Regions from separate parts of the Mus musculus genome. Here all the other regions are linked to region 5. Evidence: chromatin loops called from intact Hi-C (ENCODE). Cell type or tissue: heart. All regions are shown on one strand. Region 1 has its middle 13 kb from the start of B4galnt4. Region 2 overlaps Gm51459 (a long non-coding RNA gene). Region 3 has its middle 3.0 kb from the start of Ifitm2. Region 4 overlaps B4galnt4 (beta-1,4-N-acetyl-galactosaminyl transferase 4). Region 5 holds the start of BC024386 (cDNA sequence BC023486). Region 6 holds the start of Ifitm3 (interferon induced transmembrane protein 3).

Region 1 (5,000 bases), 140 kb before region 5:
ACCGCCCACAATGGGCTGGACCCTTCCCCATCAATCACTAATTGAGAAAATGCCTTACAACTGGATCTTACAGAGGGATTTTTCTCAACTGAGCCTCCTTTTTCTCTGATAGACTTGTGTCAAGTCGACACTGATAACCAGCCAGTACAGCCAGCCTAGTCTACATGGTAAGAACTTGTCTCAAAAAAAAAAAAAAGGATGGTTGTGGTGTCTCACACCTTTAATCCCAGCCTTTAGGAGGCAGAGGCAGGCAGATCTCTTGAATTTCAGGCCAGACTGGTCTACAGAGTGAGTCCAGGACAGCCAATGGTTCTGTTACATACAGAAATCCTGTCTTGAAAAATAAAACAAAACAAGACAATAATTAAAAAAAAAAATGGAATCAAGGGCTGGAGAGATGGCTCAGCGGTTAAGAGCACTGACTGCACTTCCAAAGGACCTGGGTTCAATTCCCAGCAACCACATGGTGGCTCACAACCATCTGTAATGGGATCTGACGCCCTCTTCTGGTGTCTGAAGAGAGTGTACTCATATAGATTAAATAAATAAATCTGTTTTCAAGAACAATGGAATCAAGGCAAAGGGTAGTCCACACTTGTAACCCCAGCATAGCCAGCCCCCCAACCACATAGACCACCCCCCAACAGTAACGATTTTACGAACAGTATTATATGTATAGAAATCCCAAACACATAATACGCAGTATGAAGCCAGTTTTGCTTTCCTGTGATGTATTTGTTGCTGTAATATTCATGCATTACTCTGTGTGTGGTGTATGCATATGGTACATGTATGTGCATGTGATGTGTATGTGTGTGCATGTGGTATGTATGAGTGCATGCATTCTCAGACATAGAGCCAAGGGAAGACATCAAGTGTCTTTCTCTGTCATTTTTGTCTTTTTCTCCTGATCTCTTTGTGAACCTGGAGGCTGCTGGGGTTTGTTTGGTTTTGTTTGTTTGTTTGTTTGTTAGTCTGACTAGCCATGGAGCCCCAGCCATCCTTCAGTTTTTGCCTCCCACCCCCTCAGAGCTCAGGTTACAGGCCTGGCTTTTAGGGCTTCATGCTTGTGCAGCCAATGCCCTGACTGACACCCGTGCTGACTCCCAAGCTGATGCACTATTTTTAACCGAAGTCCATGGGTCTATTCATATTCCCCAGTTTCTTCATATTTCCCCATGTTCTCCTCTGCCCCAGATATCTGTCTAGGCTCTTCCATAACTCTGAGTCACCACAACTCCTCAGGCAATGACAACCTGTCTCTGATGACTCAGGTGGTTAAAAGCATGGCAGGTCAGTCTGTACTAGGGCTTTCCTCCACCCAGGGCTGCCCATAATTTTCCTCAGGGTGGGACTGAGACAGGGGGCTTGGGCAATGTCCCCAGGTCACCTTTGGAGTCCTCACTGTCAATCTGTTCTGCTCCGTGGCTCAGGACTGCTGATGTTGATACTGCACTGTGTTTGTTGTGCCTCTTCAGGATGGTCACCTCTGCTTAGCTCTGGGAAAGGAACAGGAAGAGTGGAGGTTTAAAGCCTCAGCTGGAACCTGCGCTGCTTCGGTGTAGGATTCTTTGTGAGAGCCTCATTGCCATCCATTGATTTAGTCACACGGGCTGGACTCTGGGATACTAATTTCATACTTTTGGCTATTCCAACACACACCCTTTGCTTATCTTTGTTGTTGCAATTGTTCAGCTTTGACCACAAGAGGGCTCTTTTGTCTGGGTTCTGTATTGCTTTGACATAATGTGTATGAGCGTTGTTTTTCTGAGTTCTTGATTTAGGCATTTTGGCTCATCTTTGGGCCTTTTCTGGCCTAGAACCTGCCACTGGCCCCATTTCTCTGTTTTGTACCTAACTAGTGGGTCTCTTTTTCTGGAGATGAGTAGGTTTGCGGGGGTGGGGTGGGGATGGGGTGCCCAAACTGCCTGTGGCTACATCCTCTCCATCCCTAAGCTCCTTACACTCTGCTCCGGACCCTAGGGCCAGCAGGACCCTGACTTCTCTTCCTCCATGTTGCATTTCTACCTATCTTTCAATTACTGTTCCTGGCTTTTGGCTTCAGTATAACCAGGAATGCCTGACATTTGGAAGAGAAGTAAAATGGACATTTGGATGAAACTCGGGGGCCTGGAGTCCTGTGGAACTGAAAGGGACAGCTACTGGGGCAGCCCCTCCTTGAAATTGAGTAATTTCACCTGCCCCTCCCCTCCACCCCCGCCGACTGTTCCCGCCGCTGGGCTACGCCCCTCTGCCCATGAATTCCGTGTTGTTAGAATGGCCACCAGGTGGCGCCGTAGACTGCTATTTGGACCCTGAAGTGCTCAGGTCCTCGCCCCGGGACAGGATCTACGCTTAGGAAGCCAGAATGCTCTGAAGAGGTGTTGGGAATGGGTGGCACATTTTCTGATGTGCTTGGCGCCTGGTGAACAATATCGGGAGGCTATGTCTATAGTATCCTCGAGTGCAGAAGTTCCTAGTCTCCAGGCAGCAGGAAGGGACAGGGTCCGTGGGGCGGGAGGGCAGGGGGATGGGAGAACGTGGCATTCTGAAAATTGCGCTGTAGGTCAAAGAAGGGGTGCGTGGGAATGTGTGGGGAACACACGGAGGCAAGGAAGGGGCACACAGGGAGCAAACCCGTTTGGATAAGGGCGGGGTGGGTGAAAGCTGGAGTTGGAGAGCTGTAGTGCACCCGGGTATGCAGGGACGTGGGAGGACAGAAGACTGGCTGCTTCCCAGCTTCCTGCCTCCTCTCTTCCGAGAAGTGACAGTGCCTACAGGGTGGAGCTAGTTGGGAAGGGGACCAAGCCAATGGGGGTTGAGGGAAGGAGATCTTAGAGAATGGGGGTAGGTAACCAAGCGATGACGGCGGGGGGGGGGGGGGGGGGGGGCAGGGGCGGGGAAATCCCTGAAGATGGGGAGGAGCAGAAAGAGGCCTGGGACTGTGGGGAGTACAGCATAGAAGCTGGGAAGAGGTCGAGAGAGATCCAGGGCTAGGTCTAGGGGTGAAGGCTTCTGGAGCGCTAACTCTACAGAGAAAGAAAGAAGGGCCCAGAGTACAGGAGGCAGCGCCACCCTTTTTCTCCCAGGAAGAATGTCCACTCTGTTTGTCCGGACCCAACTTCTGCCCTTGGCCTAAGAGACTCTGCCTGCCCTTTGAAGGACTGTGACATGTAGTTAGGTGCTCACTCCTCTTGGGGTTGGGGGGAGCCACATCTTTTGGCTCTCACTCAAAGATTCTTGTCTTCTGACACCTTCCAAGGACCTGGCAAACTCCCTGTTAACTTGGAGTCGGGTGGGGTCCATATATCAGACCGGAAGCCCTTGCAGTTGGAGATGTGGTGGCTCCCACAGGGGGGCTGGGATGGGAGTTGTTTCAGACTTAGGCCTCTCCAGGGCTGTAACTTCAGAAAGGACTCTCTGGCCTCTTTCCTTGCAGGCAGGAAACCACAGTGTCTCTTGGGAACCATATCCTTCGCACACTGAAGCAGAAAACTGTTGTGGCCACAAAACTAACTAAAGCTAGTTAGCGTTAGCACACTCTTTGCAGCAGCCTTTATCTTCCACTAACAAGTCACCCCCTATCTCTTGGTGCCAGCCTTAGAGCTTACCACCACTATTCACAATCGAGAGTCTATGTCTTTTGCTTTCACAGACTTGTGGTTCTTTGTCTCAATGGCTTGCCTACCATGCACCAGGCCCTTGGTATGATCGTCATGACAGCACAAAGAGGGTGTGGCAATAGACACATTGAATTCCAGCATTTGGGGATTTCTGCCCCACTCCCTCCCATTTAGCTCCGGAGTAAACAGCTCAGAGGTATCAGAATTTATTGACAAGCTGCAAGCCTAAGCTACGCAGGTTCTGGAATTATTATAACCCTGCTAGGCTATTAACAACCAGATAAGTGACCCATTATTTGCCAACTGAATCTTGCTCTGTTCTTCGTGTGTCCTCAGTGGGAGCTTCTCTTGGCCACAGGCTCATGGTCCATCCTCCCTCGAGGTGTCGTAGTGACATTCTTCTTCCACATCCTCTGTCCTTCCTCTCGTGGTCCCTACCCTGAGACCCTCCTTACTCGATCTCCAGTCCGACCTTCCTCTCTCTCCTGCCCAGTCACAGGCTCTAGCCTTTTATTACCCAATCAGAGATTGTTGGGGACATTCTTTACAGCACATTGGTTAATACAGTGCCCATGTACAGACTGTGACCTGATCATAGATAGAACTGAGCATCTAAACCTGCACACTACGCAGCGCACAAGACCAACCCCAAGGTCTTCGGGTCACCATCCTACGGCCTCCACTTTTATTTTATTTATTTATTCTTGGATTTCTTTTTAAAAAGAAATTTCTTAAGCCAGGCATGGTGGCACACGCCTTTAATCCCAGCACTTGGGAGGCAGAGGCAGGTGGATTTCTGAGTTCGAGACCAGCCTGGTCTACAAAGTGAGTTCCAGGACAGCCAGAGCTACACAAAGAAACCCTGTCTCGAAAAACAAACAAACAAACAAACAAACAAACAAAATTTTCTTACAATATATTCTAATCATGGTTTCCCCTTCCTAAATTCCTCCCAGATCTTCCCCAACCATCCAATTCCACATTCTTTCTCTCTCTCTTTAGAAAACAAACAGGTTAAAAAAAATTAAAACAACGCCCCCCAAATCTTCAAAGACGACAATTAAAAAATGTACACACGTGGTGAGATGGCTCAGCAGGTAAGAGTAGTGACTGCTCTTCCGAAGGTCCTGAGTTTAAATCCCAGCAACCACATGGTGGCTCACAACCACCTGTAATGAGATCTGATGCCCTCTTCTGGTGTGTCAGAAGACAGGTACAGTGTACTTATGCATAGTAATAAATAAATCTTTTTTTACAAAATGTACACACAAATAAAACCCATAAAACCACAAATTCAGAAATCATATTATACAAGCAAAAAGCCAGTAGGGTAAAAATGCCCAAACAAAGCAATATGAGACAAAGTCTACTACCATT
Region 2 (5,000 bases), 270 kb before region 5:
TGCTGGGCTGGAGGGGTGGCTCAGCCGGTACAGCACTCACTTGCTTTATAAATTCAGAGACTAGGATTGATGGTGCTCCTGAGGGTAACTTCAAGGCCATCTCAAGCCTCACATGTATATGAACATACATGTTCATATAAACATGCATACATTCTATGTTTGAAATATGCAACAAAACTCATCTGTGTGCCTGCTCGCATACCAAGTTTTCTCTAAGAAGTAGTTTTGAGACAGGATGTTCCCATGGGCATGTGGCTTGTCCTAAACTCACAGAGACCTTCTTGTCTCTTGTTTCCCAGGGCTGAGATGAAAGGCGTACATCAGCATGCTTGGCCAAATGCATGCAGCAACACCTGAGAACCTATCCCATGGAGTTGGACATGGCGGTGCACACCTTCAGTCCCGGCATTCAGGAGGCAGAGGTAGGTGGATCTCTACAGTTGGGGTCTACATAGTGAGTTGAAAGATAGCCAGGGTATGCAGAAAGATTCTGTCTTTAAAAGGAAGAAAGGAGGAGGGGGGAAGAAGAAGGAGAAGGAGGAGAAGGAGAATAAGGAGGAGGAGAAGAAAGAAGAAAGGAAAAAAGAAAGAAGGGAAGGGAGGGAGTGAGGAAGAGGAGGAGGAGGAGGATGGAATAATGAGACTATGGTTGATCTTTTATTTTTCCTCTTATCAAAAGATTTAACTTTGCTCTTTGTCTCGGGCCTGAGTTCGTAGGCGCAGCCAGCCTAGCGAGGTCAACATGCCGGTCGCCAGAAGCTGGGTTTGTTGCAAAACCTATGTGACCCCACGGAGACCCTTCGAGAAATCGCGTCTCGACCAGGAGCTAAAGTTGATTGGAGAGTATGGACTCTGGAACAAACGTGAGGTTTGGAGGGTCAAGTTTACCCTGGCCAAGATCCATAAGGCGGCCCGGGAGCTGTTGACGCTGGACGAGAAGGATGCCTCTGTTTGAAGGCAATGCTCTCCTGCGGCGGCTTGTTCGCATTGGGGTGCTGGACGAGGGCAAGATGAAGCTGGATTACATCCTGGGCCTGAAGATTGAGGATTTCTTGGAGAGGCGGCTGCAGACCCAGGTCTTTAAGCTGGGCCTGGCCAAATCTATTCACCATGCCCGTGTGCTCATCCGCCAACGTCACATTAGGGTCCGCAAGCAGGTGGTGAACATCCCATCCTTCATTGTTCGCCTGGACTCTCAGAAGCACATCAACTTCTCCCTCCGTTCTCCTTATGGTGGCGGCCGTCTAGGGCGAATGAAGAGGAAGAATGCCAAGAAAGGCCAGGGCGGGGCTGGAGCTGGTGATGATGAGGAAGAGGATTAATTAATACTTGGCTGAACTGGAGGATTGTCTAGTTTTCCAGCTGAAAAATAAAAAAGAATTGATACTAAAAAAAAAAAAAAAAGATTTAACTTTAACTTTTAAAAGATATTTTAGACTTATTATTTTGTGTCTACATGTGGTTTATATGCTTGTTATATATGTCTGCTCACCTCATACATGCTTGGTGCCTGAAGTCAGAAGAGGGCATGCAATCCCCTGGGACTGGAGTTACAGATGGTTGCGACCCACCATCAAACCCGGATCCTCTGGAAGACCAGAAAAACTCTTACCCACTGGCCTGTCTCTCCGGCCCTTAACTTTAAAAGATTAATTTCTATTATTTGTAAGGGTGTGTATGTGTGTGGGTGTAGCTGTCTGAGGCCACACATGTTAGATTCCCCGAAGCAGTTAAGTTGTCTGGCAGCAGTGTGGGAAACAACTTGAATTCTCTAGAAAATCATTAAGTACTTCTAACTACTGAGCCATCTCTCTAGCTCCTTATTCTTATTTATTTATTTATGATTTTGTGTGTGTGTGTGCCATGTGTGCAGGTGCCCTTGGAAATCAGAAGAGGGTATGGGGACACCTGAGCTGTACAGATGGTTGTGAGCTACCCTCAGTGGGTGCTGGGAACTAAAGATGGGTCCTCTTAGCAGCTGAGCCATCTCTCCAGCCCCTATTTTTATGATTTGTACATGTGTTCTTTAAGATTTATTTTAGCATGTGTATCATTCCTATCTGAAATATATATTTTAAAGATTTTTTAAAATTCTATATATGGAGCCAGGCGTGGTGGCATATGCCTTTAATCCCAGCACTTGGAAGGCAGAGGCAGGCAGATTTCTGAGTTCCGGGCCAGCCGGGTCTACAAAGTGAGTTCCAGGACAGCCAGGGCTATACAGAGACACCTTCTCTCAAAAAACAAAAACCAAAACAAAACAAAATTCTATATATATAACTGCACTGTAGCTCTCTCAGACACACCAGAAGAGTGCATCAGATCTCATTACAGATGGTTGTGAGCAATCATAGGTTGCTGGGAATTGAACTCAGGACCTCTGGAAGTGCTCTTAACCTCTGAGCCATCTTTCTGCCCACCCCCACGACCCCCATTTCCCCAAAAAGTCTTTTTTAAAGAAAGCTGTCTTATTGGATTTCAGAGGGTGATAGCCCCGAAATGTTGAGAGCAGGTGTGTTCTGGTTTCTTGAAAGAATACCTTTCCACATCTCCAGAATTCCACAGTCCCACTATAGCAAATACCACTCAGCTCAGCCACTGGAGAACAGCTGTGGGTGCTGCCGTGGCCTCTGTGGACCATTCACCTGTCAAGCTGAGGATCCTCCGAGGTTTCTGATGGATCGGGGCATGAACTTCATGATTTATTTCTAGTATTCCCACTTTCACGGGCAGCCTGGGTGGGTTTTCAGCGACGGACCTTTCCTCTCCTGGATGTTCAGCTTCATGTTCAGCAGGACTCATCGTCCTTGAATGTTGCCAGCTGGCGTCCACTAGAGGGAGCCAGAGCCCTTTACAGCTGGTCCTGCTCCTGAAATGGCTTCATTAATAGTAAAGAGCACAGAAGCAGCGCTGTGTTGCATTTTTTCTTTCTTTCTTTCTTTCTTTCTTTCTTTCTTTCTTTCTTTCTTTCTTTCTTTCTTTCTTTCTTTCTTTCTTTCTTTCTTTCTTTCTTTCTTTCTTTCCTTCCTTCCTTCCTCTCTCTCTCTCTCTCTCTCTCTCTCTTTCTATTAATGTTTAAATTTTTTTCTTTGTTGGATATTTTCTTTGTTTACATTTCAAATCTTATCCCCTTGCCAGGTCTCCCTCCAGAAACCCCCTATCCCATCCTCCCTCCCCCTGCCTCTATGAGGGTGCTCCCCCATCCACCCACCCACTCCTGGTTTCCTACACTGGCATTCTCCTACACTGGGACATCGAACCCTCACAGGACTAAGGGCCGCTCCTCCCCCCTGATGTCCAAAAAAGCCATCCTCTGCCACCTAAGTGGCCAGAGCCATGGGTCCCTCCACGTGCACTCTTTGGTTGGTGGTCCAGTTCCCGGGAGCTCTGGAGGGTCTGGCTGGTTGACACTGTTGCTAACCCCCATGGGGCTGCAAACTCCACCAACTCCTTCAGTCCCTTCTCCAACTCCTCCATCAGGGATCCCACACTCAGTCCAATGCTTGGCTGTGAGCATCCGCCGCTGTATTTGTCAGGCTCTGGCAGCAAGCACTTCCCGGCATCTACAATAGGGTCTGGGTTTGCAGTCTGTATTTGGGATGGATCCCCAGGTGGAGCAGTTTCTGGATTGCCTTTCCGTCAGTCTCTGCTCCACATTTTGTCTCCATATTTCCTTCTGTGAGTATTTTGTTCCCCCTTCTAAGAAGCACTGATGCATCCACACTTTGGTCTTTCTTCTTCTTGAGCTTCATACAGTCTGTGAATTGTATCTTGGGTATTCCGAGAAGTACAGTTAAAATTTGTGAACTTCAGATTTTAACATGCCATTTGTTACATTGAGGACTTGAAGCTGTGTTTTCTAAATTTATTTATTTATTTGGTTTATTTATTATTTTACATAAGAACACTGTAGCTGTCTTCAAACACGCCAGAAGAGGGCATCAAATCTCATTACGTGTGGTTGTGAGCCACCATGTGGTTGCTGGGATTTGAACTCAGGATCTTTGGAAGAGCAGTCAGTGTTTTTACCCGCTGAGCCATCTCTCCAGCCCCTTCTAAATTTATTTGTATTTTATGTAATGAAAATCAAATAACAGCATTGTATAATATTCCTCTACAACTTGTCAGTAATTTGGATTGAATTGTTAGTAGTTACTTCACAAAGTCTGCAAATTGCTGTTTAGGAATTGTTAGGTGAAATGTGTGCAGAAGAGGCTTGCTGGTTGTCCAGATGGCTGAAGCGTGGGATGCTGCAGGTAGCTCTGTGTAGCCCTGCTGTCCTGGAACTCACTTTGTAGACCAGGCTGGCCTCAAACTCAGAAATCTGCCTGCCTCTGCCCACCAAATGCTGGGATTAAGGGCGTGCACCACCACTGCTTGGCGAATATTCATTTTTTATTTTCTTTCTCTCTTAAACTCAGAGGAGCCACCGTGAAGGAAAATGCAACCCAAACTTAGTTCAGAAACAATGGTAACTCAACCTCTGTATGCAACAAATAAAACCTAATCTTGTAAGCCTTATTAAAATCTGATTCCGCAGGTGTTGAATCCTTGCAGATCCGCCATGATACTGGGGAAACTCTAGCAGCTACATCTTACCCCTCTGCTGTCCCCATTCCAAAAGGGCACCCTGTTTCACTTCTGAATTCTACCTGGTTTTGTGTGTTTTGTTTTTAAATATTTATCTATGTCTACTTGCATGTATGTTTGTGTGACAGAAGAGGGCATCAGATCCTGTTATAGATGGTTGTGAGCCACCATGTGGTTGCTGGGAATCAAACTTAGGTCCCCTCGAAGAGCAACTAGTGCCTTTAACCCTTGAGTCATCTCTCCAGGCCCTGGATTCTACCAGTTATATCTGCCCACACATGTCTACTTCCTCAAATTATGAGAATGTAATAGAAGATATAAAATTAAAAAATAAACATATTAAGGAAAAAATCCCATGAGACATTGAGCATTGGAAATATGGCTCACCTGAACTGAGATATCTCAAGAGC
Region 3 (5,000 bases), 51 kb before region 5:
TATTTATTTAGATTTTTTTTTTGAGACAGGGTCTCTTTATGTCAGTGGTTCTCAACCTGTGGGTTGTGACCCCTTGGGGAGACAAATGAACCTTTCACAAAGGGTCTCCTAAGGCCATCTGCACATCAGATATTTACATTACAATTCATAAGTAGGAAAATTATTGTTATGAAATAGCAATAAAAATAATTTTATGGTTGGGTATTACCACAACATGAGAAACTGTATAAAGAGTTGTAGCATTTGAGAACCCCTGTTTTATGTAGACCTGGCTGTCCTGGAATTCAATATGTAGAGCAGGCTAGCCTTGAACTCATAGACATCTGTCTCCTTCTGCCTCCCCAGGGCTGAGATTAAAAGTGTGTGCCACCACACCTAGCCCTTGCTTGGCTTTTAAAGCCCTAGATGGGGAGTATAAGAAATCAAGATCATCCATAATATTGTATAAAAATGTATCAGCTATTGCCCAGATGTCTCATCATGAAGTGGTTTAGACAGGGAACCTTATTCAGATGAACATTTTAGCCAATCTGAAAGGCTTCCAGGTGTTCTTAATTGTTAAACTGTAGGGAATTACTAAATGCATTCACCTATTGTGATAAGATCCAACTTTCCAACAAGCAATCAAAGTAAAAGACAAGCGGGGCATGGTGGCGCACACCTTTGATCCCAGCACTTGGGAGGCAGAGGCAGGTGGATTTCTGAGTTCGAGGCCAGCCTGGTCTACAGAGTGAGTTCCAGGACAGCCAGGGCTATACAGAGAAACCCTGTCTCAAAAAAACAAAACAAAACAAAACAAAACAAAAAGAACATTGGGGCTGGAGAGATGACTCAGTGGTTAAGAGCAATGACTGCTCTTCCAGAGGTCTTGAGTTCAATTCCCAGCAATCACCCATCTGCTTTGTGTTTGTTTTGTTTTGTTTTGTTTCAAGACGGGGTTTCTCTGTGTAGCCCTGGCTGTCCTGGAACTCACTCTGTAGACCAGGCTGGCCTCAAACTCAGAAATCCACCTGCCTCTGCCTCCTGAGTGCTGGAATTAAAGGCGTGTGCCACCATGCCTGGCAAGATTGTCTTAGTTAGAGTTTCTATTGTTGCAGTCAAACACCCATGCCCCAAAGCAATTGGGTGAGGGAAGGATTTATTTCACTTGCAGGAGTCAGGACAGGAACTTAAGGCAGGAAGCTGAAGGCAAGAGCTGATGCGGAGGCCATGGAGGAGGGCTGCTTGCTGGCTAGTTCCCCAAGGCTTGCTCAGCCTGCTATCTTATACCCTCTAGGCCCATCTTCTCAGGGGTGACAGTGACCACAATGAACTGGGTCTTTCCGTATCAATGATCAACCAAGAAAACGCCTCTCAGGCTCATCCATCCGCCAATCTTATGCAAGCATTTAAAAAAATTTTTTTTTTCCTTCTTTGCAGATAACCCTAGCTTATTTCAAATTGATCTTAAAGACTAGTCAGCACAGAGGCATAGAGAAAAGTCTCTCTTAAACCAGAGTAAACATCAAAACCCTGTACCAAAATATAGTACAGACCTGGTTAGGACAATCCCTGGGTAGCTTTTCTAAGAAGGTTTAAACTTTCTTACCTCCTATAAATTCTTTCTTGTTACTTTAATTAGGCTCTGCCTTTTGTCCCCTGCTTAATTAGCATCCGGTAATTGGTTTCTTTCATAAGCAGAGCCTCTCCAGCTATTGGGAGGAGTCAGGGAACAATAGCTTTTTTTGAGATGCTTGCGGCTGACTATAAATCCTAATCTAAGGACATTGGGTTTCCTGAGGAGTGTATTGTGGCTGTGGGTGTGTGGAGTTGGAAGGTAAACTGTTTTGATTGTTCCTACCAAAACTGACAGAATATTCCTGGTTTTGTTTTAAAATGGGTCTTGCTTCTGGTAATAGTCAAGCTGGAGTATAAACTAGGTTGGAGTCAAGATGTTGACTATTAAGGTAGCACCCCGGGGGCATCTTTCCTCAATTCTTTTCTCTTTAGATTGCTGCAAGGTCATAGATCACACGGAAGCCCGTGTAAATTTTAAGTCACTCCTGCCCCCAGCTGGAGAACTCTCGTCAGAACAATGAATTCCGCTTTTAGAGGCTAACTTGGAATTAATTTTCAGCCTCTGTGACCTCAGTGAGTCTCCCTTCAGCATACCCTGAAAGCCTGTGTCCTGTCCTGTCCCGATCAAACTGCTACATCTGGGAGCCCTGCAGCCTCGGGCTGGGAAAGTGTGGAATCTTATAGGTGTGACCCAGCAGGCAAAGCTTAGTGCTTTATACACAGGAGTGTCGTAGAGAAGCCTCAGGGTTGGGATCTGGCAGAGGGAGCAGAATGAAAAGTTCGATAAATCTTATAGCTAGTGCTGAAGTTTGTTGGGAGTCTGGCATGCAGCAGAATTTTAGCAGAGCTCTCCTATCTAGGCTCTGAGGTAGCCTTTTGTCAGTGATGGTTATCTGAGAGTTTATGGGGTGGTTCCTTTGAAAGATTCTCAGAACCTTTGCAATAACTTGGTATCCAGACACTCCAGGCAAACCAGTAATTCTCACAAGGGTGAGAATTGTTTAAGGTGAAGGTTCTCTCAAAACAACTCCTAGATCAGATAAGAAGTTTTGGTGTGCAGAAATCGACTTGCTAAAGGTGTCTTTTTGTGTAACAATAAAGAGGCTCTGCAAAAAGGGTCTGAATTTCCCCAGCTGGCTCCCGAGAAGCCTAAATTCATCCTGTAGTTCTTTCTTTGATCAATCTCCTCGTGTGATCCAGAACACTAACACTGGTACTTGTTGATTCTGTCTTCTGAGACTTAGCCGCGGAAGACCTTCAAGTTGAGACCTTAAAGTGCAGAATGTCATTGGAGGCACTTGATCTAGTTTTTGTCCAATAGCTGGAGAAGCTTGTCTTATAAAATGTACAATGGCTTGGCCTTTCTGACTCTCAATGTCCAGATTAATATACGTGTCCATGGTTTCAGCTCTAAAGAGATCAGGGTTCTCAGAAGCCATCAGTGTTATTCTCCATAGCCTTTTACACTTAGGGGTGTTTTATCCCTCCTATAGGATTACTTCACTGTTAGAGGTACTATCTCTATAGTACACCAAACCATAGAGTCACCAGTAGGTCGTTCCCCTACTCTTTCCTGTAAGCGTCTTGACACAATCTGCAAAGCTCCCCATCCAGTCCTGCCATGGAAGTTAGCCTGGCTATAACAGCATTCTGAGGGTGAGACTCGTTAGTTCATGAATGGTGCTAAAGCTCAGATATGAGACTTTTCTAGGTTAGGTCAATGCCACAGTGAGACTTTTGAGTTCTTTAATGAAGGTGGAAGAGATCCTAGCTAAATTAGCCTATTTGGATTGGATTTGGGAAAGATCAGTGTCTTAGTTACTGTTCTATTGCTGTGAAGACACCATGACCAAGGCAACTCTCATAAAAGAAAACATTTAATTAGAAGTTTGCTTACAGTCGTAGAGAGTTAGCCCATGATCATCATGGCAGAAAGAAGGCAGACATGGTATTGAAGCTATAGCTGGAAAGCAGGGGGAGAGAGAGAGAGACACAGACAGAGAGTGACAGAGAGAGAGAGAGAGAGAGAGAGAGAGAGAGAGAGAGAGAGAGAGAGAGAGAGAGAGAGAGGAGATTGGGCCTGACATAAGCTTTTGAAACCTCAAAGCCCATCCCCAGGGACACACCTTCTCCAACAAGGCTACACCTCCCGATCCTTCCCAAACAGTTCTCCTAACTGGAGACCAAGCATCCAAACATGTGAGCCTATGGGGCACTTTCATTCAAAAGTGAGATTCACTCAGAGATGAGACAGAGAGGACATGCACAGGGCTCACTAGGAAAAAGAGCCACACCTTACCACCTCTGACTTTTCCCCTAAAATGATTTTCATCTCTCTCACACACACACACACACACACACACACACACACACACACACACACACACACACACACACACACAAAACCAAGAACAACCCCCACACCACCACCAAACCAAACAATAACAAAGACACCTTACCCCACCCTCTTTCCCTTTAGCCCCTGGAGGCTGCTCACCTACTTCTGACCTGAGAGCTGTTCATAAGGCTTATTCAGGTTTAGCATATATCAGAGCTTTCCTTTTTCATTTGCCAGTTGATAGACATCTAACCTCTGTCTGTTGCCTGTCGTTACGAATGCTGCTGTAGACATGAGATACAGGCATACAGGATACGTATAGACATGTGTTCATTCTCTTACACACGAGAAGTGGGATTCTGGGTTGTAGCTTCGATCTGCCCACTGCCTGCAAAGCCTGCAGCATCAGTGGTGTGGTTTCTTTGCTTCTAAACTACAGTGCTTCCTAATGGGTATGAGCAGTGTGCTGCTGGGGCTTTGATCTGCATTTTGCTAATGAGCAAGAATGTGGAGCCTGTTACCCATTGTGCCTCTTCTAGAAGAAATGTTGAGTTCCCCTTTCGTTCATTTTTTTAAAATTTTTACTTACTACTTTTTATTCATTTATTTAAGACAAGCTGTCATGTAGCCCAGGCTGGACCTTGAACTGATTCTCCTGCTGACCTTTCCCAAGTGCTGGGATTACAGACATGTGACCTGCTCCAGCTTTTGAGGCTCTGATCGATGGTGATGGTTGTACAAGTAGAGGCGAACAAGGGCTCTGTAGTTAGACTCACTGATCTCCTCCTTGCTCCATTCTGCCCTGTGGGATGAAATTTGGGTGCTGGGGGTGGGGGTGTGAGGTTACTGAATGGGTTCAAGTGTCAAACGATTTGTGTCCTTCACCACCAGGGAACTTCCCTTGTTTCTAGGACGCTCAGTTCCCTCACTGCTTCTGCCGGGAAAGACTCGGAGTTCCCTGTGTAGCCGTACTCCTACAGGCTTCATTTTAGCAATGGCTGTTTCGCAACTGGTAGGAAAACATCTGCCTTCCATAAGCTCCCCGGCTGCAGCCAAGTGACTGGAATTTTCCTTCCCTAGCTAGCCAGGAGCATCCAGGCCCTGT
Region 4 (5,000 bases), 160 kb before region 5:
TGGAAGAGCAGTCAGTGCTCTTATCCACTGAGCCATCTCGCCAGCCCCTGCTGCTGCATTTTAAAGATTGTTTATTTTATATATGTGTGTTTTGTCTTCACATATGTATGTGTACCTGGTAACCTGAGATGTCAGAAGAGGTTGTTAGAGCCCCTGGAGTCAGGGATAATTGTGAGCAACCATGTAGGTGCTGTAGACTGAATCCAGCTCCCTGGGAAGAGCAACAAGTGCTCTTATCCACTGAGCCATCTCCCCAGCTCCTAGACTATGATGCATTTTCAAATCCAACACTTTTCTTGCAAAGCGTCTTTAAGTAGCAGCACTTCATCTGAACTGATACAGAGAAGGCGATGTAGATAACGGTGTGTGTGCTCTGGCTGAGTGGGGTGACAGATCAAGGTCATTCTGGAGACTTGGTGTCACCACATACGCTGGCTCAGCAGCAGTTCCTGTGTGGGAAGTTCTCATGCAGTGACTTTAGCCAGACTCCACAGAAACCAGGTGGAAACATAAGCTACAGGCAGGAAGTGGGTGTTGGGGGGGCGGGGGGCGGGGAGAGCCTGCATTACCCACAGCTACCCTGGTAACCAGAGCTCCGCCTCACCAAGAGAACACTCACAGAAAACAAGTCAGAACTAAAAAAAATATTTCATTTCATTCTGAATAAAAAACAGAACAGACAGAACTCTTGTAAATTCTGAAAACAATGTCGTCGCTACGGAAAATTTCACAGAAATCATCAGGGGGTGTGGGGACCAAGGTGCCTGCCCTGCCACGAGCGCCACCTATCTGCAGTCCCAGAGGAGGCTTTTAGGGACCAGCACAGGTGGTGGCAGAGCCTGAATCAAGCTCAGGACGCAGCTTCTACCTGCTGCACCAAGACCCGGTGGCCCAGAGGGCAGCTAGGTCTTCAGGATCGCTGTGCGCGGGCACCTTTGCGGCTGCGTGTGGCCCACATGCCTCGCTTCGAGTGATAGTGGTGGTAGAAGTGTCGCAGTCGAAGCCTCTCCACCTCCAGCCCTGCCTGCAGGACCCTGGGAGGAGCGGGTGGAACGTCAGAACCCTGGCTCAGGTGCTGTGGCTTGGGGCTGCCCTGGCGGCTGCAGGAGGCCGGGGGTGGGGGGTGGGGGTGGGAAGGGTTCAATGCAGGGTGGGTGGAAGGGATTTTGTGGGTCTCTAAGATCCTGGCAGGTGGAGTTCTGTCATTCCATCCCCTCAAGGGAGGATGATGAGGTGTCTCAGTGTGAGGGAGGGGAGGGCAGTTACCTGTCAAGAAGTTCCCAGTCCTCGCCTCCCCACTGGTCACGGAACTCCTCAGTGTTCATGCCTCCTACTCTGTCAAAGTCTGATTTGTAGATCCCAAAGAGGCCAAATCCATTCACTTCCCAGTAACCTTGAGGTGAGGAGGATAAATAACCATTAGGGTGTGGTCCCTAACATTTTCTCCCTAGAGGACCCTGGGAGGAATTCTAAGAAGCCTGATTTTGGAGACCCTGGGTGGGAGGGAGTGCCTGGTATTTGCTAATAACTAGAGAGCTCCTAGGTTTATAGACGAACGGGTCTTATGTGTATGAATAGGGTCCTATTCTTACCCAGGAGGTCAGGTTTGGAGTTTGCCCTGGTGGTTGTGAGAACCTGGGGCTCCCCAGGGAACACCCAGGTCCTTACCATGTGGGTCCCACGGTGAGCTTCCACAGCCCAGACGCATGACCACAGGGGCGAAGGCCAGCTTGCCCTCCACGCAATGCTTGCGGATGCTGTCCAGGATATTAGGTGGGAAGTGGATGTGCAGGTCACAGAGGAAAACGATGCTGCTGGGGTCCTGTAGGTTGGGAGGTCTGAGCCCTGCTCACCTCCCCAAGGTGAGCTCAGCACCCTCCTTTCTTTCCCCTAAGCCCTTGACTGGCCCACAGACCTCCACGGCATCCACTCCAGTTTGCAGGCCTGCAGAGCGCTCGAAGTTTCCAGTTCGTTTCAAGTACTGGTACCTGCAAGAGGAAAGGAAGGTGGACGGCGGCGTCAGAATAACTCATCTCCTGTAAGAGGAAAGATCCTTGGTTTTCCCGAAATGGTGGTAAACATCGTTACCGAGGTAGCTGAGCCGCACGCAGGGCCCGCTCCACATCCATGTCCTCGCTCTCAAAGTCCACCAAGATGATGTTGAAGTACGAGTCCCCCGTATGCACATGCAGCGCGGTCATATCTGCCAGGAACTGCACTACCCAGCGCGCCTGATTCTTCACTGGAAGAGGGGATGTCACTGAAGCAGCATGACTGGACCGAATGGTTCCCACCTCCCACCCCACCCCCGAACGCCTCATAGTGGCGCACATACCTGGTACAATGAAATGAACCATGACATCCTGACGCCAGGCCAGATGCAAAGGCCGGCAGAGCTCTGGGCGACTGTCTGGGTGGATCGAGGCGGCTGGAGGCGGCTCGGGACTTTCTCCATCTTCGTCCCCAACGCGGGCTCCGGGCAACCGCAGGAAGACGTATTCGGATAGGCGCTGGCGGCTCCCTCCGCGCTCTTGCAATTCCAGTTCCAGGAGGAAGCGGCTCCCGCGTGCAGAGTCGCGGCGCTTCTCCACGTTCACGATGCGTAGAAGCGAGAAGCGCCTGCGAGGCAGGTGTGATTAACCGAGGGTTGTAGCTCTGCTCAACTGCCTCCCCCTTTACCCCGAGAACCACGCGACTGTACTCCCCAGACCGCAATACCTGCAACCCGTTCTATCGCTCCTAAACACAGGTTGACCTTCCCACGTCTCAATTCCCCAGCCCAGCAGGAAATAGGAAAGGCTACACTAGGGGTCGCTGTGAGCCCAGGATTGTCAAGTTCTCCCAGATGTCTTCCTCTGCATGATTTTCTTTGTCCTGAGGTGATGTCTCAGTCTTCTCCTATGGTTAGCATCCCACAAGAACCACCAGGAAGCTGTTAGTTCTCCCACGTGTACCCCTCATACCCGGAGCAGGCCCCTCATTTTGTCTCAGGCCTTAGGCTATTTATTCTGCTTCCCACCCTCTGGTGACAGCTAGCAATCCCCCTATGGGATACCATTGGCATGACCTGAGATGGGAGTCAGCCATACCCAAATCAGGAACTTTCTATCCCCAACCAAACACTTTAGGTTACTCCTTGGGGTAAGCTACCCACACCATAGCACCCAGATGTGCCTATGACCACTCAAGGTGGACAGTCCTATAAAGAGACCAAGAGACTGCCCCATAAGCTGCTCTCAAGAGAACTGCCCTCAGGGTTGGGAATTTAGCTCAGTGGTAGATCATTTGGCCTAGCAAGCACAAGGCCCTGGGTTCAGTCCTCAGCTCTGGGGGAAAAAAAGAGAGACCTGCCCTCTGAGCCACCTAGGTCTGTCCAACATAATCACCAGTGGTGGGAAGGGTCTCCTGGCCCCTTTTGAGGGCTGTCAGGCTCACACCCTCTGGAGCACATCTGTGTACAACCCCTGTCCTGTTCAAACCTTTGTGTGGAGCTTGGCTCTCAACACTGGCTGCCAGATACCTTGTCCTGATATCTGTGCGTTCATCAAAGCCCTAAGAAGGTTTTCCCCTTCCTCCAACCCCTGTCCTGTTCAAACCTTTGTGTGGAGCTTGGCTCTCAACACTGGCTGCCAGATACCTTGTCCTGATATCTGTGCGTTCATCAAAGCCCTAAGAAGGTTTTCCCCTTCCTCCAACCCCTGTCCTGTTCAAACCTTTGTGTGGAGCTTGGCTCTCAACACTGGCTGCCAGATACCTTGTCCTGATATCTGTGCGTTCATCAAAGCCCTAAGAAGGTTTTCCCCTTCCTCAAGGCTGACAATGAACAGAACAGTCTCATAAGAACTCCCTCAAAATGGGGTAGAAACAAGTTTGAAGCCTGAGACCTAGGAGGCCAAAGGCTCCCTTGAACTAGACACAGTCCCCTAGTTGGGACCCTGCAGTGCTCCACAGGTAGAGGTCATGACACTTTAGTGTCTCTGGTTCCTGAAAAGGTTGTCTGCCCACAATCTGGCTACTCCTGACTACTGTCCCCGATGGTTTGGGTTCATCCCTGGGTCTAGGTCTAAGGTGGCAGATGTGGGAATTGGCAGTGAGGAGAGATGAAGTCAGTCTTGAGGGGGGCTCCAGAGAGCCCTTCAACCTGGATAAGTAAGACAGTAGTTACAGAGAGGGAGAAGGGGCTCAGAGAGTTGCTGAGAGCCAAGGAAGTTCTGCGATCCCTGCAGACACCGGCATGCCTTCTCTTCAAGCAGCCGTCTGCCCCGTACCCGCCATGCTTTGCATTTAGCCGCTCCATGTACTGAGCCACTACATCCACCGCTTCGGCCTCAGGAAGTTGCAGGTTCCCGGATACGTTACAGCGCAGGTCGTTCCAGTCAGAGCGCAGGAGCTCGAAGTCCATGGCGCCCACGCTGAACGTGCGCTGCCAGTTGATGGCATCCTCCCGCCAGCGACCCAGGGGCCGCCCAGCGGCCGGCTCCTCCTCTTCCTCACTGTCTTCTGATGTGGCCTCATCACCTGGGGCCCCATCCTCCTCCCCTTCTTCACCCTCTCCTGGCAGCTGTGGCCTGGATACCTGAGACAAGCTCAGGAAGGAAGTCACAGGCTGTGTTTCCACTGAGGAGTTCAAGTCCACTGTGGGCACCATGAGTCCCTGTCCATGTAACTGGCCCTCCCGGCCTCCCTGGCTGGTCTGGGCCCTGACTGGGGGCTTTAGTTCTGTGACCTTGGGGCCACTGGTCCTATAGCCCTGGGTCCGAGGTGGATGTGGGGGTACCCGCAGCTGTACTCTGGGCAGAGGCTTGGGGCGCAGGAAGACGCCAGGGAAGGGTGGCCAGGGTGAGTCTCGCAATGCCCTCGGGGAAGCCCGCTGTCCAGGTCGGACCCTGGTCACGTACACCTTTGAAGGCGACTTCTCCACAGTTCGGGGAGGTGGAGCTCGCCCCAAGAAGAGGGGCAGGGGGCGTGGGGCCCAATTCAGTGCCCGGGAGTGTCTGAGG
Region 5 (5,000 bases):
AGGACTGGCATAATCCACCAAGGGCTGGGCCTTCCATCAATCCCAATCAAAAACTGGCCCACAGGCCAATCCAGAGGGGGAACATTTTTCTCAGTTGAGGTTCCCTCATTACAAATGATTCTAGTGGTGTGAAGTTGACAAAACACTAGCCTGCACATACACATAAGCAAGCAAACAATAAATAAAAATAAAAAGTGTTATTATTATTATTATTATTATTATTATTATTGTGTGTTTTGATTGTTTTGCCTACATGTAAGCCTGTGTACCTTGTGTGTTCCTGGTCCCCAAGAAAGCCAGGAGAGGGCTTCTGAACCTCTGGAACTGGAGTTTTAGACATTTTTGAGCAGAGAAATGGGTGCTGGAAATCAAAGTCAGGTCCTTTGGAAGAGTAGCTAGTACTCTTAATTGCTGAGCCATCTCTCTGGGCCCTAATGAAGTATTTTTAAAATGGAGACAAAGAAAAAGGCAACAGACTTTAATGGACACATCTACGGGAGGAAGAGCATCATTAAAAAAAATAAAACAGCAGGGCATGGTGATGTATGCCATGAATCTCATCACAGGGAGGCAGGGGGAAGGAGCCAGGGGCCAGGAGAAGGGGGGCAAGAGAAAATGGCAGGGGGAAGAGGCAGAGGCAGAAGCAGGCAGATCCCTGTGAGTCCAGCCTGATCTACACAGCCAGTTATAGAACATGCAAGGATACATAGAGAGACCTGGGTCTCAAAGTAAAATAATATAAAATAAAGTGCAAATAGGAAAAAAAAAAAAAAGATGTCAAACTCACAGAAACCAGATACAGCCACTGTGGTAAGTCTGTGATTGTTGAAAAGAAATGAAACTAGGAATTCGTATCCTTGTAGTTTCTGAGTGAGGAGCTACACTCACTGAATCCAAACTGTTTATCACAAAGGAACAGATTGTCAGATACGGTCAGAACCAACAGGGGGATATCGTTCAGCCTCAAAAGTCAAGGGATTCAGGGCAAACCTTGAGCGAGTCAAGGACAAAGGAGCAGACGTAGAAATCGATGACTCCCCAGAAGTGAAGCCCACAGAACAGACACACTCAGAGAGGAAGGTAGCACGAGGTTGAGATCAGAGGATCGCTTTGATTTAGAGGCCAGCCTGAGCTAAAGAGTGCATCTGAGGCCAGCCTAGGGTACATAGTAAGCTCTTGCCTCAAGCAAATGAACACCAAACCAACCAAACATCGACAACCAAAACCCACAAACAAACAAACAAACAACAGCATCAACCAAAACAAAACAAAATTCGGGCGTGACAGAAAGTCGCGAGAACCTGAAGCTATTACTTTATGGGTAAGGGGTTTCTGTTTGGGGTAATAAGAGTTTGATAAATAGTAGTGATGACTGAACAATATTTTGGGTGCAGTTAACGCCATTGAACTGCACACTTAAAATGGCAAAAGCAAGCTTCGTGCTTTCACCCTCACTAACACCGCCTCCATCCTCCCCCTGCCGTCCCCTCCCCCCTGCAAGCGCACTGGTGACCTCCACTCTATGGAATAGCATCTGTGTTTCTGCCCGTTTAGTCTATCAAGCCCTCTCAAACCGCTCTCCTGCAGTAATGCCTCTGTGCAGAGAGAGCTCTGTTTCCATCACTGTCACCGCAAGGACCTGTAGCTGTCCGTCACAGACTACGCCATCTGCGTGAACTTTGCGGAGCGCTCTCAGCCTTTGCGCCTGTACCCTGTGATTTGCCTTCTTCTGCAGCGCGCTGCGCGCCCTGCAGTTCCCCCAGCACTTGGGCACACACACTCCTGCACTCTGAACTCAGACTTCTTTGAACCCTGCCCACACTCCACGTTCTGCCGGTGATCTCCAAGGTCAGACAGGCTCCAAGGTTCGACAGCTCCTCCTGCTGGCTGCAGAAGAGAATTCCTGGGTCGCAGGCCCTCATTTTATGAGTCAGTATTCCTAGATATTTGCAGCGAAGAGGTGGGTTTCTCCTCCCTCCATAGTATCCTATTACTTCTGTTCCTCAAACAGACTCTAGCACCTCCTGACTCTTCCTTGGCTCATGCCTCAGCTAGCGCTTAGGGGGACAAGGTTGGAAACCTGGTTGTCCTGTCTTTTTCTCTTCAACCCTTTCCCTGAGCAAAACCCTGCCCCTCTCAGCTCTCCACTGCCCCTCCAGTTTTGCTTACAGGCACAGCCCCTGTGGGCTGTAGAAACAGAAGCTGTGTTGTTGCACAAGTGAGACGAGTGGTTGCAACAGTCAGGGGACGATGGATTTGCCCCTGCAACGTTTAACTTTGTTGTTTGTTAACAGAGTTTATTTGGCCTTATGGCTGGGAGCAGCGGCAAGACTGGCTGGCACGGTGGCAGGGGCAAGAAGCTGAGCCTGACACTTTAAATTAAAAGACGTTTTTAAAGATGGATTTATGGTTGTTTGGCCTGCATGTACTTGTGTGTACTGCATGTGTGCAGGGTGCCATCAGAGGTCATGCCATCATGCAGGTGCTGGGAACACAACCTGGGTCCTCTGCCAAAGCAAACAAGTGCGGTACCCACTTAAGCCATCTCTGCAGCCCAAAATGGAGACATTTCGAATCTTATAAGCAGTAGCTGTGTGTATCAGTTTTTTTTTTTTTTAAGATTTATTTATTTACTATATGTAAGTACACTGTATCTGTCTTCAGACACTCCAGAAGAGGGCGCCAGATCTCATTACAGTTGGTTGTGAGCCACCATGTGGTTGCAGGGATTTGAACTCCGGACCTTTGGAAGAGCAGACAGTGCTCTTAACCGCTGAGCCACTTCCTCAGCCCTGTATGTATCAGTATTAAGTATACATATAAAATAAGAAATTATCTTAATAAATGATATGAAAAGCTAACATAAGAAACCCGTACCATCGTTGTCTGATTCTGTGCGTGTCCAAGCCTGCCTCAGTCCTCCCCATGTTTGTCTGAGAATCCACTTTGAAACTCCCACGGATTGAAAAGTCTTTTGGAACTGTCTTAGAATCGCACTCACTAAGCCATGGTATAATCTGTGGGAACTGGCAGTGGTAAAGAAATCACATTTTTTAAAGTTCACGAACACAACTGTTTATGGCTTCATTAACTTTTCTCCGGAATATTTTGTGCATTTGTCACACGTCTTACAGCTGATATTTCTGATGCTCCAGCAGCTGCCATTGTTTTGCAGATTTGGATATTTATCTTATCCAAGAATGCCCTCAAGGTCATACTTAGAGCACTAACCTTTAGAGAGCGTCTGATGCACGAGATGAGTCATCACACATCGAATGCTCCTCCTGGCTGTGGGCACCGCTGGGCATTCAGGATGGGGCTCTGCTGTGTGCAGCATAACGTGTCAATGAGAATGGTGGCAACGGCAAGAAACCCCCGTCCTAACTCACAGCCTCTCTGTGTGCCGAAAACTGTCTTTAAAAACAAAACAAGGCCGGGCAGTGGTGGCGTTCGCCTTTGATTCCAGCGCTCTGGAGGCAGAAGAAGCAGATGGATCTTAGTGAGTTCGAGGCCAGCCTGGTCTACAGAGTGAGTTCCAGGACAGCCAAAGCTACACAGAAAAACCCTGTCTCAAAAAACAAAACAAAACAAAACAAGAACAAACCAACCAACAATCAAACAAACCCCCAACCTTTTCAAGATCCTTGAAGGATCTGAAGTATGAGAGATTCACTTGCTCATCTTGTTCTAGCACCTGGATCTAGTACCATCTGGAGGCACACATGGCCGGTCTTTTCACTGAGAGTCCCAGACAGCCTTACCAGTAAGGACATCCGTCAATATCCTGCTAGGAAATGGGGTTCAGACTAGTGTGCCAACAGCGAGGGCTCTGCTGGGAAGCGGACCTCAGGCTTGGGAGGCGAATACAGTCTGGCGGATACTGTGAATCACTCGGTGGACCCAAGGAGGGACCCAGCTTACCTGGATTTGGCTCTGGCCCACAGACACACAGATTTTGATAAGCACACCACGTCGATTCGCTGGGTGGGTGGCCACTTGTGCACAGGGACTGGTGTGCACGGCTGTGGAAGGCAGGATGCTCTGCCTCTCCAGTGCACAGTGCATCTGTGTTACGTCGGACACCATTTACCATGGCAAGCAGAAAGGGAGGATGGATGGGGCATCAGTGCAAAGTGAAAGGACAGAAAAGCTCCCCTTTTTACGGCTTATTCTCCCCAACTGTGTTAGTTCAGTCAGGAGTCTGCAGGGCCACAGAACTAGCGGGAGGAAGAGCGAGGAAGAGTGGGAGGAGGAAGGGGAAAAGAGAGAGGTAGGTTAATTTTAGAAACTGGATTCCTTGATTGTGGGGCTATGGGCACCCGAAGCCTGTCGGGGAAGCTGGCAGCTAGAGACCCAGGGCAGCACCAACTTTGCACCTGCCCCCGAAGTTGTCTGGAGGTAGAGTTCTTTCTTGCTCAAGGCTATGTCAGACTTTGTTTTACTCACGGCTTCAACTGGGCACAAGGACCACTCACATCATGTAAGGTTGTTTGCTTCACCAAAGCTCACCAACTTGCCTGTTAATTTCACCCCCAAAACAGTCTTGCAGAGACATCAAGAATAATGTTTGACCAAATAGCTTGACTTCAGAGTCCAGTCAAATTGACACATAAAGTTAACCATTACATTAACAAAACAGATGGGGTTTGAAGCAGGTCCATAGGGCACATGTCTGTGGAGTGAGCTCCAGTCAGTTTGTCCTTCATGAAAGGGAACCATAGCATACATGTACAAGGTTAGAAGTGCTGTGCTGAGAACCCCCACTAACAGGCTAATGACAGGCTGGGGATACGGTTACCAGAGACAGAAGGCACAGCGCTTATTAGATAACCCTGTAGCAGAATGAGATTACCAGAGCCAGACCTGGGCAGCTTATTAGATACACTGCAGCTTATTAGATACACTGAGCAGAGCCAGGCAGCAGAGGAAAACCATGCCCTGGATAAGAGCTGCTTTAATTTTTTTTTTCTTTTTGTTTTCGAGACAGGGTTTCTTTGTGT
Region 6 (5,000 bases), 100 kb before region 5:
GGGCTCTGCAAGGAGAGAGACACAGAGGCGTGTTAGCATTTTGTCTAGGCTCTGCCCCACAGTTATCTGGCAACAGCTGGGTGTGCCTGACTCACACTAAAAGGGGCTGCTCCCCCCCTTACTCTCTAACCTTCCTGCACCTGCTTCCCCCTCCTCATTCCCCACTCCCTCCGAGTGCTCATGGCCAGCCTCTACTTCTCTGTTCTCTCTCTCTCTCTCTGCCTTTCTCTGTCTCTACTACCCTCTCAACCCCCTCCCCATGAATAGAGAATAAACTCTGTTCTATGCGATACCACCGTGTGGCTGGTCCCTCAAAGGGAAGGGACGCTTCAGCGTGGGCCTGCAGAGGCCCCCCCTCCCCCAACATATGACTGCATAGCCACCGAAGATATTCCTTCTCTCTCCTCTTTAAAACACAAGAAGTACCGTTCATCCCACCTGTCTATGAAGCCAGGAGAACTGGCGTTCATAGTGAGAGGCTCTCTGGGCACTCTTTATTGCTGAATAAAGAATAGAGGGTTCTTTGGGGCCTGGCTGGGACCTTGATAAGGAACAGTGAGGTTCTGCAGCTGTGAGCGTGAGCTTGGTTGACTCCAGGACCCCTCACTCTTAAACACTGAGGTTTGGGCCTTGGGACAAGTCCTGACTTGGGCTCCTGGCCTGGAAGTTCCCCTGATTCACAATCCTTCCTGACATCCTGCCCTGGAGTAATTTGATCCGCAGGCTTTTTAGATCCCCGCCCCTCTGAACCCAGAGCAGTTTCATCAAGCCAAAATTCAGGAAAAGGAAACTTCTGAGAAACCGAAACTGCCGCAGAAAGGGCAGACCCGCAGCGCGCTCCATCCTTTGCCCTTCAGTGCTGCCTTTGCTCCGCACCATGAACCACACTTCTCAAGCCTTCATCACCGCTGCCAGTGGAGGACAGCCCCCAAACTACGAAAGAATCAAGGAAGAATATGAGGTGGCTGAGATGGGGGCACCGCACGGATCGGCTTCTGTCAGAACTACTGTGATCAACATGCCCAGAGAGGTGTCGGTGCCTGACCATGTGGTCTGGTCCCTGTTCAATACACTCTTCATGAACTTCTGCTGCCTGGGCTTCATAGCCTATGCCTACTCCGTGAAGGTGAGTGTGCTAGAATGGGGGGAGTGATGGTGTAAAAAGGTGTGTGTGAACCTGAAGCTCCATCTACCCAGATGGCACCGAGGTATGAGTGTGGGGTCCTTTGTTTAAAATAAGTTTGTGTTCATTCTTCTGTGGTGTGTGTGTGTGTGTGTGTGTGTGTGTGTGTGTACACGTGTAGGCTTAAAGGCTCTCTGGGGGCAGACACAGGGTGAGGCTGCCTGGGGATTCTGGAGTCAGACTCTTCCAATGCAGAGATGCCTATAGCACCTTCACTCAACAGACTGGGATTCTAGCCTGTGTGGAAAATGTTCAGGAGATTCATGGGGAACAATAGCCTACAGTGGGGTGAACAACAAGTGCTAGGGCCTCCTGGATGATCAGAGGATGTAAAATGTTCCTGACCTAAGATGGGGAGATGCAGTCCACAGGGAGTACGTCAGGAAAACTGTCAGAGCATCTGCCTATCAGCTCCAGGGCCACTGACCGTGTCTATCTGTTCTGCTCCAGTCTAGGGATCGGAAGATGGTGGGTGATGTGACTGGAGCCCAGGCCTACGCCTCCACTGCTAAGTGCCTGAACATCAGCACCTTGGTCCTCAGCATCCTGATGGTTGTTATCACCATTGTTAGTGTCATCATCATTGTTCTTAACGCTCAAAACCTTCACACTTAATAGAGGATTCCGACTTCCGGTCCTGAAGTGCTTCACCCTCCGCAGCTGCGTCCCTCCTTGCCCCTCCCTACACGCAGGTGTAACACTCATTTATCTATCCACAGTGGATTCAATAAAGTGCACTTGATAACCACCATCCTATGACTGCTTTTATTCCTCCCACCCCTCTATCTTCCTTGCTCTGAGGTGGACATGTAGGTTATCCTCAATTTGGCAGTAGTCTCTGGCCTGCTGTTGTGGACATTTGCTGGCCAAAGTCCTGGATGGTATTTGGCTGCTTCAGGCAGGGAGAACTCAAGCTTCAACTGGCCCTGGCCCCACATTTCCAGGGCACCCAGTCCAGTTCAGAAGTGGAGGACCAGGTCTGGGTCCGTATTCTTCTGGACGAATACTCTGAACCAGACAAGATGGTGTCAAAAGTTCCATGCCTGCTTCCCGGGGGAACCCTGGGCTGATCCTGTCCAGGATTTGCTGGGTGCTGTGGTGGGGGCCTGGTGTCCCCTACTGGTCCCACAGCAGCGATGCAGTTCATTCCTTGTCGCCCTGGAGCCTAGAATGACCTTTTAAGGCTCAAAGTCGCTGCCCTGGCGCCCCCTGCCGGCACTCTGCAGGTACGGTGGCCGCGTGGTGCTTCCATTCCCCCACCCCCCCACCGACCCCGCTCCCCCGGACCCTATATGGTAAGGGAGAGCGCCAATCACGCCTTCTTGTGCCGGGGTATGCAGGACTCACCTCTCTGGTCGGGATCCTAGTACCCACGTTTCCACTTCACTTAGTGCATTGAGTTTAGGAGTCTCCTGGGAATGGATGGGCGCTATCTGTTTCTGTTGGTGCAGGGGTCAATCATTCATCTCATAGCTGCCTTTCCAAGGGAACTTATTTCTGGTTCCCAGAGGCAAGCACCTCAAAAGTAGCCTGGATCTATGGGACTCCGTTTGTCCTCCTAAATCATTGTGGTGGGGTTTTAATGTCACCATCATACCCAGGGCAGCACGGTGGATCTGAAGTGCCTTGGTTAGTGGAAAGTCGCTGTAGTGGTTGCAGCCAGGAATTTGGGAGTGGGTGTGGTGGGTAGAAAGGGGTGGGGGCACTTTTGCAAGTTAAAGGGTTTGGGTTTCTTATCCAGGGTGGCAGAGCCCCAACTTGTTCCCCAGTCCGGATTCTGACAGCTGACCTGCCCAGCGGGGAATTTAACCACCAGAGGGAAACAAAAGGCAGCTTCAAGGGATGTGCCTAGCGCTCTTCTCACCGGCACAGGATGTCAGGCTCCCTGGGAGGGTGTGTGGAAAGAAGGATTGAGCAATGGGGTTTACAAACTAGCTCTGAGGTATGGAACAAGATTCCCCTGCTGGTGGGGAGCCTTCCTCTCCGCCAAGCAGCTATGGTTTCCCAGAACACACTTTTTTTTTTTTTTGGTTTTTCGAGACAGGGTTTCTCTGTATACAGAACACACTTTTTTACCTTCTTTTCTTTTCTTTCTTTTTTTCTTTTCTTGGTTTTTCGAGACAGGGTTTCTCTGTATAGCCCTGGCTATCCTGGAACTCACTTTGTAGACCAGGCTGGCCTCGAACTCAGAAATCCGCCTGCCCCTGCCTCCCGAGTGAGAACACACTTTTATAAAGGAATCTTGTCTTATTGGGGATTGGCTGAGTACTAAGAGGATACAAATGAAGCAGGATAGAGATGGGAAATTAGGAGGACATGGGAAGGAAGAAGCCCCGTCCTGGCATCTAGATTGTCTTCTTCACTGACTGAGAGTCAAGAAACTTGATAAAGCCAAAATTCCCTCCATGTCTGTCTTAATACATTCTGGTATTGTTGTTGCTGTTGTTTGTTTCGTTGTGTAGCCCTGCCTGTCCTGGAACGTAGACCAGGCTGACCTCGAATTCTGAGACCTGCCTGCCTCTGCTTCCTGAGAGTTGAAATTAAAGGCATGTGCCACCACGGCCTGGCTCCTATCTTAATACTTAACAAACCTACTAACTGTTTGGCGCTGTCTTGTCCTGACATTTTTCTGGTTATCAAGGGTCAAACCTTACCTCCTTTATAGAAGAGCTTAAGGGGGAAGGAGCCTCTCTGGGCACCAAGGGCAGTGCTAGGCATCGGCTGGCTCCCTTACTGCTGCAGCTCTGATGGAAGGGAATCCGAGGGCCACATTACCCAGGGCGAGGATAGCAGGAATTTCTGGGGAGGCAAATTTTCTGTCCAAGCCTCTAGTTAAGAATTGACCTACCCCACAAACCTGCTTAGGGAACGGGTACTGGAGCTTTTTGTGGACTTGGAAGTCTTTTCGACTGAGGTAAAACTGTCATAGCACCTGATGATTCTTGTCCTCAGAAAGCGGTAGCCAGGCCCCGCACAGCCTCCTTCATGCCTAGAGAACCTCTGTCTTAGTTGGGGGTTCTATTGCTGTGGTAAAACACTATGACCAAGAGCAACTTTTATTTGGAGGAGACGGTTTACTGGCTTGCTCCCCATGCCTTGCTCAGCCTGCCTTCTTATCCTACCCAGGAACACTTTCTCAGGGGTGGCACCATTCCCAGGGAGTTGGGCCCTTGCCATCAGTCGTTGTCTTAGGGTTACTGTTACGGTGACGAAACAGGGTTTGTTTGGCTCACATTCCCACATGTCTCAGGGTTTTAATGCTGTGAAGAGACACCATTACCATGGCAACTCTTATCAAGAAAAACTTTTTTTTCTTCCTTTCTTTTTTCTTTTTTTTTTTTTTTTTTTTTTTTTTTTTTTGGTTTTTCGAGACAGGGTTTCTCTGTATAGCCCTGGATGTCCTGGAACTCACTCTGCACACCAGGCTGGCCTCGAACTCAGAAATTCGCCTGCCTCTGCCTCCCAAGTACTGAGATTAAAGACAAAGACAAACTTTTCATTGAGGCTGGCCTACAGTTTTAGAGGTTTGGTCCATCATTGTCATGGCAGAATGAATGCATGGCAGTGTGCAGGCAGACGCAGTGCTGGAGAGTTCTCCATCCAGATAGGCAGGCAGGCAGCAGGAAGGGAACTGAGGTGAGCTTCTGAGACCTCAAAGCTGTCTCTTAGTGACACACCTCTTCTGAGAAAGCCACACCTGTTCGAACGCAACCACACTTCCTAATAGTGCCACTCCCTAGGGCCAAGGATTCAAACCCGCAAGTCTGTGGGGGGCCATTTCTACTCAAACCTCACAACACTGCTCTTCTTCGTTTGA

Evidence for each region. Hi-C counts contacts between places; a loop is a spot of excess contacts. Peaks named below come from ENCODE experiments on the same cell type or tissue, not always from the same donor. Only the 100,000 strongest peaks of a DNase experiment are listed, where the experiment ranks them.
Region 1: a loop joins it to region 5, with 6 times the contacts of the local background. A loop is called at or near these places in 26 of 42 quality-filtered maps.
Region 2: it touches region 5 in a loop (10-fold over the local background); 15 of 42 quality-filtered maps call a loop at or near these places.
Region 3: it touches region 5 in a loop (6-fold over the local background); 9 of 42 quality-filtered maps call a loop at or near these places.
Region 4: a loop joins it to region 5, with 8 times the contacts of the local background. A loop is called at or near these places in 8 of 42 quality-filtered maps.
Region 6: it touches region 5 in a loop (7-fold over the local background); 9 of 42 quality-filtered maps call a loop at or near these places.

Annotation. Positions count from the first base shown.
Region 1 is chr7:141,045,720-141,050,719 of GRCm38, reverse strand. No RefSeq gene overlaps it. Among named protein-coding and RNA genes, the nearest start is that of B4galnt4, 13 kb to the left of the region's middle. In heart, CTCF peaks have their summits at 1,688 (motif pointing right), 2,287 (motif pointing right) and 3,293; DNase peaks (open chromatin) are centred at 1,619, 2,299, 2,749, 3,259 and 1 weaker place; H3K4me3 peaks cover 1,408 bases; H3K27ac peaks cover 1,347 bases; H3K27me3 peaks cover 913 bases.
Region 2 is chr7:141,174,207-141,179,206 of GRCm38, reverse strand. It overlaps Gm51459 (a long non-coding RNA gene), which reads left to right. Exons shown (of 3, transcript XR_003946684.1): 3 at 300-560. It also overlaps the pseudogene Gm5905. Among named protein-coding and RNA genes, the nearest start is that of Gm51459, 6.9 kb to the left of the region's middle. In heart, CTCF peaks have their summits at 2,824 (motif pointing right) and 3,959 (motif pointing right); a DNase peak (open chromatin) is centred at 2,826; H3K27me3 peaks cover 1,432 bases.
Region 3 is chr7:140,956,417-140,961,416 of GRCm38, reverse strand. It overlaps a transcript of Ifitm2 not described here. Among named protein-coding and RNA genes, the nearest start is that of Ifitm2, 3.0 kb to the right of the region's middle. In heart, a CTCF peak has its summit at 2,070 (motif pointing left); a DNase peak (open chromatin) is centred at 2,126; H3K4me3 peaks cover 76 bases; H3K27ac peaks cover 523 bases; H3K27me3 peaks cover 1,525 bases.
Region 4 is chr7:141,068,030-141,073,029 of GRCm38, reverse strand. It overlaps B4galnt4 (beta-1,4-N-acetyl-galactosaminyl transferase 4), which reads right to left. Exons shown (of 20, transcript NM_177897.4): 14 at 4,269-5,000; 15 at 2,336-2,619; 16 at 2,089-2,242; 17 at 1,916-1,988; 18 at 1,669-1,822; 19 at 1,267-1,393; 20 at 630-1,034. The coding sequence ends at 911. Among named protein-coding and RNA genes, the nearest start is that of Pkp3, 9.2 kb to the left of the region's middle. In heart, CTCF peaks have their summits at 784 and 2,802; DNase peaks (open chromatin) are centred at 2,839 and 4,509; H3K4me3 peaks cover 1,184 bases; H3K27ac peaks cover 270 bases; H3K27me3 peaks cover 4,694 bases.
Region 5 is chr7:140,905,583-140,910,582 of GRCm38, reverse strand. It overlaps BC024386 (cDNA sequence BC023486), which reads right to left and starts at 4,562. Exons shown (of 3, transcript NR_015583.2): 1 at 3,232-4,562; 2 at 2,878-3,026; 3 at 2,600-2,792. In heart, CTCF peaks have their summits at 1,891 (motif pointing left) and 2,684 (motif pointing right); a DNase peak (open chromatin) is centred at 1,842; H3K4me3 peaks cover 745 bases; H3K27ac peaks cover 470 bases; H3K27me3 peaks cover 104 bases.
Region 6 is chr7:141,006,523-141,011,522 of GRCm38, reverse strand. Ifitm3 (interferon induced transmembrane protein 3) reads left to right here and starts at 779. Exons shown (of 2, transcript NM_025378.2): 1 at 779-1,126; 2 at 1,634-1,933. The coding sequence starts at 878. The coding sequence ends at 1,798. In heart, a CTCF peak has its summit at 3,001 (motif pointing right); DNase peaks (open chromatin) are centred at 752, 1,722, 2,322, 2,812 and 1 weaker place; H3K4me3 peaks cover 2,155 bases; H3K27ac peaks cover 2,209 bases; H3K27me3 peaks cover 1,083 bases.